Linked DNA regions of Homo sapiens: region 2 is linked to region 1. Evidence: read pairs that join two places in POLR2A ChIA-PET (ENCODE). Cell type or tissue: PC-3. All regions are shown on one strand.

Region 1 (4,000 bases):
ATAGTAAAATGGCATAAACATTTATTTGGTTACTTTTGATTTTGAAGATATTTTTGAAACCATCTTTCTTATTGCAAATGTTATTGATCTGCAAAGTTCATTACACCTGAAGTCACCAAGACAAAGTCTAATTTTACCCCATGGATACAGAACCCAGGGAAACAGGTGTTCAGGGATGGTTTTCCATCACCCAAACCCCAAACCTCAATTTACCAGGACCTCAGTCATTTTGTTTAACAGCATTTATTGACATAAACGTGTCCATTTCTTATGGAATGGAATGCAGAGTGGAACAAGCAGTTTCCTGCAGAGCACATGGGTGTGTTCCCATTAGAGAAGATTAAATGGATGGATGGATGGATGGATGGATGTGTGGGTGGATGGATGGATGGATGTGTGGGTGGATGGATGGATGGACAGACAGATGGATAGGTGAACGATAGGAAAAAGGGAGGCAGGAAGAAAGGCAGGCTGGTGCATAAAGAGCTGTCTAAAAAGATGATGATGATGATGATGGTGATGATGGTGATGATGACAACAATAATGGTGATGCAAACACATATATGGCCCTCACCATGTGCCACTGTTTTAAGACCTCTCCATGTATTCATTTACCTAATCCTCACAATAATACTGGGTGGCAGGTATCAATCAAGCCTGGAATGCCAAGTTCAAACAGACCACATGGATGTGTAGGATGTGCCCTTGGCCAGTTGTGGGCAGGGCCAGGGCCCAGGCAGGTCATGGTGTCTTAAAAGAATGTTCTTCGGGCTGGGCACAGTGGCTCATGCCTGTAATCCCAACACTTTGGTAGGCCGAGGCGGGCGGATCTCGAGTCAAGAGTTCAAGACCAGCCTGGCCAACACGGTGAAACCCCGTCTTTACTAAGAATACAAAAATTAGCGGGATGTGGTAGCAGGCACCTGTAATTCCAACTACTTGGGAGGCTGAGGCAGGAGAATTGCTTGAACCTGGGAGGTGGAGGTTACAGTGAGCCAAGCTTGCACCACTGCACTCCAGCCTGGGCAACAGAGCAAGACTCTGTCTTGAAAAAAAAAAAAAAAAAAGAATGTTCTTTGAGATAGAGGAAAGAGGAAAGAGAAAGGGGGGCAAGGAGGGAAGAGCAGAGGGAGGCAGAGAGGAAGAGAGGAGGATAAGCACATCTCTATTTTACAGCAAAAGAAACTGAGGCACAGAGAAGTTGGGGACCCTCCCAAGTCCATGGTTGGAAGTTGGTCCCATCAGGATTCAACCCCAGGCCATCTGACCCTGGTGGGCTGATTGCTGACTAGATCCCTGGGAGGCAGAATATCAGGTCATTTCTTCCCCATGCTTTTGTGTGTTGTTTGAATCACTTTCATGAGCAAACAACATTTTTACTGTTGGAAAAAAAAAAATGAAGCCACCCTCATTATTCTCTCTTCGAGGAAAAATAAGATGCATTTCCTCCTTTTGGCTTCTCTCCCCACCCTCTGCTATTCCTTCCCCGCCTCCCTTTTTCAGTCTTCCAGCTCAAAGAACATTCTTTTAAGACACCATGACCTGCCTGGGCCCCTGCCCTACCTACAACCCACAAACAACACATCCTGCACACCCATGCTGTGGTCTCTTTGAACTTGGGATTTCAGCCTTGATCGGTCAGACTGGGGAGGAGCGAGGGTGGGAGACCTCTGTGACATCACTGCCTCCTTCCCCTCTGAAGGAGGACATAAAGCTGGGAGGCCGGCCCCACTTAGCCTGAAACGGGGCCCCATGCAGGGTAGAGGCCTGCCAGCTGCCCGGTGACTAGGGGACTGTAAGACGACCCCAGGAAGCCCCTGGAACAACCCAAGAAACCACTATAGGGAAGGTGGCTGGTGCTGGGGCTACAATGGCCAGGGCTTCATTTTCCCTGTTCTTCAACAATTTTTTTTGAGCACCTAAAATGTGCCAGACATTATTCTGGCCCTGGGGATACCACAGTGAACAAGATAGACCAAGCCCCTGCCCTCGTGGGACATCGTGGAGAGCAGGCAGGTAGAAAGCTGGTGGGATAAAAACTGTGATACCAGGAAGTGATTCAGACAAATAAAATAGAAGAGAGGAGGGGATGGTGTGCTGTTTTGAGTCAAGTGATCAGAGAAGGCCAATCTGAAGAAATGATATTGGAGTAGAGAGCTGGAAATGAGACCTTAGTGATAATGACATAAACATTTATTTGGTTACTTTTGATTTTGAAGATCTTTTTGAAATAATCTTTCCTATTGCAAATGTTATTGATCTGCAGAGTACATCACACCTAAAGGCACCAAGGCAAGTTCTAAGTTTACTCCATGGATACAGAGCCCAGGAAAACAGGTGTCTATGGTCTAAGATTCCATGAACCTAGTGTGGCAAGCTGGGTTTCCATTAACAGCCGGAGCAGCCACTCTCTCTCTCACACAGAGAGAGAGAGCCCTTTCCTCTCATTCTGATGAATGCATAAGTTAAACATTAGAGAACTGAAGAAAATGGTGCCCGAGTATGAGGGCTGGAATGTGAAAACAAACCTGTTAAGACCGCTCCTGGGTTTTCTCAGACCCGAAAGTCTGATGAAATAATGAAAGTATTCTTACACATACACCTCATACCAGGGCCCACTTAGGATTAAGAAACTTTCTGCTGGGCACAGGGGCTCATGCCTGTAATCCCAGCACTTTGGAAGGCTGAGGTGCGTGGATCACTTGAAGCTAGGAGTTCCAGACCAGCCTGGGCAACGTGGCGAAACCCCATCTCTACTAAAAAAAAATTAACTAGCCAGATGTGGTGGTGTGCACCTGTAGTCCCAGCTACTCAGGAGGCTGAGGCATGAGAATTGCTGGAACCCAGGGGCAGAGGTAGCAGTCAGCTGAGATTGTGTCACTGCACTCTAGCCTGGGCAACAGAGTGAGGCTCTGTCTCAAAAAAAAAGATTAAGAAACTTTCCAAGGCTCTAGAAAAAGCTTCCCAGACCCTAGACCCTAAAGATTAGATAAAGATGGAATGAAACAGACCTACTCTCTGGCAACGTATACTCCCACACGTAGGCATACAGCTTAGAATGTAGACAACACTGGGGGAAAAACTTGTACTTTCGAGTTGGTCTGGTGAGTTACTCCGATCTTCTCCCTGTAACCGGTTACAGAAATAAACTCCCTTCTTTCTCAGTCTGTCTGCATCTCCTTATTGGACCACGAGAGCAAGCAGCCTGACCTCGTTCATCCGGAAACACTAGGATCACCCCCGACAACCCCCCAGTCTCCCTATTTACAAAATGGGTTGTTAAGCTGGATCAGAGTTTCCAAACTCAGGCACCTTCAGGAGGGCAGGCAGATAATAGATATGTGTGACGCTACCAGCTGGGAGAAAATAGGGAGGGGTGGTAACTGCTGCAGAGGGGACAGAGCCTGCTGGGCTCATGCGTTAAGTCAGTGTTTCTCAGAAACAGAATACTGAGGTCAAACAAAACCCATCGGTAGACCAGACCTAGCTCTTGGGCCATGAGTTTGAGCCCCCAGCATTGGTTATTTTGTGTTGGTGGGTAAGGAGAGGGGTGGAGGGAATAACTCTGGCTGGGGAAGTCATTTGATGCCCTTGAGGGTAAGCAATGTGGGCCCCAGTGAGGCTTGCCACCATCAAGGCATGGAAATTGCCTGCCTCAGGCCTTGGGACCAATCAGGGTAGGTTCTGGGTCTACTTGTGTTGCCGACACCAGCTGTGGGCTCTTCTGGTCCGGGGGACCTCTCCCTAACACACATACACACACACACGCTGCCTGCTGTGCCTGAGCTCACCTAGAACCCCATGGAGGAAGGTAGGGAGGATCAGCAGAGCCCAGTTCTTGTAACCCCCTGTCTGAGACCGTTCTCCCCTCCCAGCACCCCCGGGTACTACAGGGACAGTTCCACTTGCTCTCCAGGATCACCCAACTTCAAGCTGGAAGGGCCCCCGAAACTATCAATCCAGCCCCTTCACTTTCCAGCTGGGTAAACCACAGCACCGA
Region 2 (4,000 bases), 670 kb before region 1:
CCAAGCTGGGCCCTGGGCCCCGGCAAGCCAGCCTTGGGCTTGAGTGCTGGGTTCTGGATGCTTCTGGGACCTCCAGGAGGCAAGGCCACAGGGCCCCCACACCCCAGGACTCCACAGAGACTGCCCTGCTGTCAAGGAGTCCTAGAGCTCCCTCCATCGGAGCTAGGCCCCCTGGATAAGCGACCTGTTTGTAGAGACAAGGTGCTCACTCTACTCTGAGCTGTCAGTCAAGGCACAGGTCCTCACTCTGAGCCACAGAGCCCTACACAGTCTCACTCCCATTACTCCCCTGACCTTCTCTGAGAAGGTCCCTAAAACTCTGTTCTTCCCGCACCAGCCCCACTGATCTCCTTGCTGTTCTTTCAACATGCCAGGCACATGCCTGACCCAGGACCTTCGCACTGGCTGTTCCATTTGCCTGGAACACTCTTCACTCAAATAGCCATATTGTCAACTCCCTCACCTCCTTCAAGTCTTTGCTTAAATGTTATTAGATTGGTGCACCAAACCTAATACCTTCTTGGTTAGGCCTTGTGTTAGTCCACTTCATGTCATTATAAGGAATACCTAACTCTGGATAACATAGAAAGAAAAGAGGGTTATTTGGCTCACAGTCCTGCGGGCTGTACAAGCATGGCGTTAGCATGTGCTCAGCTTCCAGTGAAGCCTCAGGAAGCTTTTACTTCTGGCAGAATGTGGAGAGGAAGCAGGTGTGTCACTTGGCAAGAAAGGGAGCAAGAGAGAGCAAGAGAGAAGGGAGGAGGGGCCAGGCTCTTTTAAACAACCAGCCCTCGCATGAACGAATAAAGTGAGAACTCACTCATTATCATGAGGATAGCACCAAGCCATTCATGAGGGATCCACCGCCATGACTCAAACACCTCCCACCAGGCCCCACTTCCAACACTGAGGATCACATATCAACATGAGATTTGGAGGGAGCAAATATCCAAACTATATTAGGCCTACTATTATTGCCCTATTTAAAATTGCTTTTCCCTTTTCCTTTCTCTTGATCACCCTTACCGTGCTCTGTCCTCCCGGCAATATGATACCTCTCACCTTCTCACACACTCTGCAATGCACGGATTCTTATGATTATAATCCGTCTCCTCCTGCTGCTGTTTCTGGATTCTTTCACTTAGCAAAACGATTTTGAGGATCATCCATGCCGTTGCGTGGATCGAGTTTATTCCTAGGAGTTTGAGACCAGCCTGACCAACAAGGTGAAACCCTGTCTCTACTAAAAATACAAAAATTAGCCGGGCGTGGTGGCACATGCCTGTAGTCCCAGCTACTCAGGAGGCTAAGGCAGGAAAATTGCTTGAACCTGGAAGGCTGACGTTGCAGTGAGCCAAGATCGCGTCACTGCACTCCAGCCTGGACAACAAGAGGGAAACTCCATCTCAAAAAAAAAAAAAAGTTTATTCCTTCTTACCGCTGAGTAACATTCCGTTGAATGGATATACCACATTTTGCTTACCCATTCTTTTGTTGATGGATGTTTCGATTGTTTCCAGATTTTGCCTGTGATGACACCTCTCACCTCTCACACACACTATGATGTACATGTTATTAGGATCAGAATCCATCTCCTACTGCAAGGGCAGCGCTTTTGTTCCCACATGGTGCCTGCCACACCCTCAGTGCTCTGTCAACATTTGTTGAGTGAATGCAGGCATGTACCAGTGGACCCTCGAGCATCACACTTACAGGTAAGGACATGCATGTTCCTACCTGTGGGTCCATCTGCAGAGGCTCTCTGACTTGGAAGACCTGTCTCAAAATGGGTAAAGTCCCAGGCCTGACCCTCCCTAGATTTTAATCCTAGCTCTGCCATGGGCTGTGAGGCCACCTTGGGCAAGGCATGTTGCCTCTCTATGCTTCCAAGTCCTCATCTACAAAAAGGAGATAATCATGATTACTGCTACCCTGTTAGGTAGAAACTAATTATTATGTCTATTGTGCAGATGGGAAAACTGAGGTATAGAGAGGCAAAGTGAGAATGAAATAATTGCAAAACAGCTGTCATCACTCAGGTGTTTGCTGAGCCTAGAAATTAAAACAGAGAGGACACAGGAGGCAGAAGAAGGCTGGAGTAAAAACCTCAAAATAGACACTAGGACTGACCTGGAATAATTTGTCCCCAATCCCTGTATGATGGAAAGTAAATTTGCTAGGACAAAGTGAACCAAGAGCCAATGTCCGCCATGTGGACTAAAAATTATCCTCAAGCATCAGTGCAGGAAGGTCCTTAGAGATAATCAACCCACGTACCCACTTTCCAAATGAGAAATGAGGTTCAGAGAGGGAAAGCCACTTGCAGGCAATCACACAGCCGATAAGAGTGTGAAATCTGGGATTTCAGTAGGCTCTGGCTGACATTTAAGCTCTTGCCCTTTTTGTTGTCTGATTTCATATTGATTCATTCTCCAGGAAGCCAGCTCTTGCCCAACTCCTGAGTCACCGAGGGGGCTAGAATCCAGTCACTCTGGAGCAGGCTCTCTGGAGGCCATGAAGATCCCTGATCCTGGGTTTGTGCTGAGGCAGCAAAGCCACTCATAGGCCAAGAGAAGGGGTCTGTGGGGTATGGGGCAGGATGCTTGTGTGCAGCTCAAGTGCATCGGTCAGATCCACAATTGCCAGCCACAGGGGCAGGAAGCAGAGGCCAGCAGGGACCTCCAGGAACAACTGGCTTGAGGCTTTTCGGGGACATTTTTTTCTTGCTTGCTCAGAAGCAGTGATTTCTTGTCAGGAAGTGAAGAAGATGTCTCAGCAGAGTCTGAATTTAAAATAATTAAAGCTGCCATGTCCCCCAGGGCCTAATAGAAAATTTAGGACTACGTACAAGAGTGAGTTTTACATGCCAATGGGAAGGGGAAAATGATGGGGGAGGGGTGTTTAATTCCTATACTCAGTCTCTGTTCAACAAAACTATCCTGGGTCCAGCACCAGGCAGGACAAGGGGGAACAGGCCAGGCACTGGGGCAGGTGGGGATTCAAGGATGAGTAAGATATGGCCTCGGTATTCACAGAGCCCACAGTCTGTTTAGAAGTAGGCCAGTCCCACGGTGTTGCCTGAATCTAGCCAGATGCAGCTCCCTCCACCTCAGTGGTCCTCAAGGGGGCAATTTTTATCCTCCAGGGAGTACTCGGCAATGTCTGGAGACATTTTTGTTTGTTGTAACGGGGAGAGTGGGCGGCCTTGCTACTGGCCTGTAGAGGATGGAGGCCAGGATGCCCCTAAGCATCCTACAGAGCCCAGGGCGGTCCCACAACGAAGAATGATCCACCTCTAAATGTCCATGGCGCTGACGATAACAACCCTGCTCTACACAAGGAGTTTTATTTTTATTTTTGTTTGTTTGAGGCAGGATCTCTGTTGCCCAGGCTGGAGTGCAGTGGTGCAAGCATGGCTCACTGCAGCCCCAACCTCCAGGGCTCAAGCGATCCTCCCACCTCAGCCTCCCAAGTAGCTGGGACTATAGGTGCACACCATCACGCTGGCTAATTTTTTTTTTTTTTTTTTTTTTGGTAGAGACAGGGTTTCACCATGTTGCCCAAGCTGGTCTCAAACTCCTAGGCTCAAGCGATCCTCCTGCCTTGGCCTCCCAAAGTGCTGGGATTACAGGCATGAGCCACCGTGCCTGGCCTAAACAAGTTTTTTTTTTTTTAAACCAGGGATTCTAGGACCCTTACAAGGCCCAGGGATGTTCTTCCAGAAACCCAGGTATCTCCCTAAAATCATAAGCAAAATTGGGGGTCTATGTGTACATATGAATTTTTCCAGCCTGACAACCATTGTAAGTTTCAGTTCCGTTTTAAGACTAGATATCAAGCTGAATTGTTTGACTGTTTTGTGCTCAGCACAGGCAGGGGGTCCTTAAAGACTCCCACAAAGACCTTGCCTCTTCTCCACTTAAGTTCTGAACAAATTGGGAAATAAGACAAAGGATTCACAGATGGAGGCCAACATGTCAGCTCTGGTATAGATAAAGGC

What was found. ChIA-PET counts read pairs that join two places held together with the same protein. Peaks named below come from ENCODE experiments on the same cell type or tissue, not always from the same donor. Only the 100,000 strongest peaks of a DNase experiment are listed, where the experiment ranks them.
Region 2: POLR2A ChIA-PET joins it to region 1 with 7 read pairs; 1 of 35 experiments calls an interaction of 5 or more read pairs at or near these places.

What each region holds. Positions count from the first base shown.
Region 1 is chr1:17,199,468-17,203,467 of GRCh38, reverse strand. No RefSeq gene overlaps it. Among named protein-coding and RNA genes, the nearest start is that of PADI1, 3.7 kb to the left of the region's middle. In PC-3, no CTCF peak of the experiment used is centred here; no DNase peak of the experiment used is centred here; H3K27ac peaks cover 1,495 bases.
Region 2 is chr1:17,865,136-17,869,135 of GRCh38, reverse strand. No RefSeq gene overlaps it. Among named protein-coding and RNA genes, the nearest start is that of ACTL8, 110 kb to the right of the region's middle. In PC-3, no CTCF peak of the experiment used is centred here; a DNase peak (open chromatin) is centred at 2,475; H3K4me3 peaks cover 443 bases; H3K27ac peaks cover 855 bases.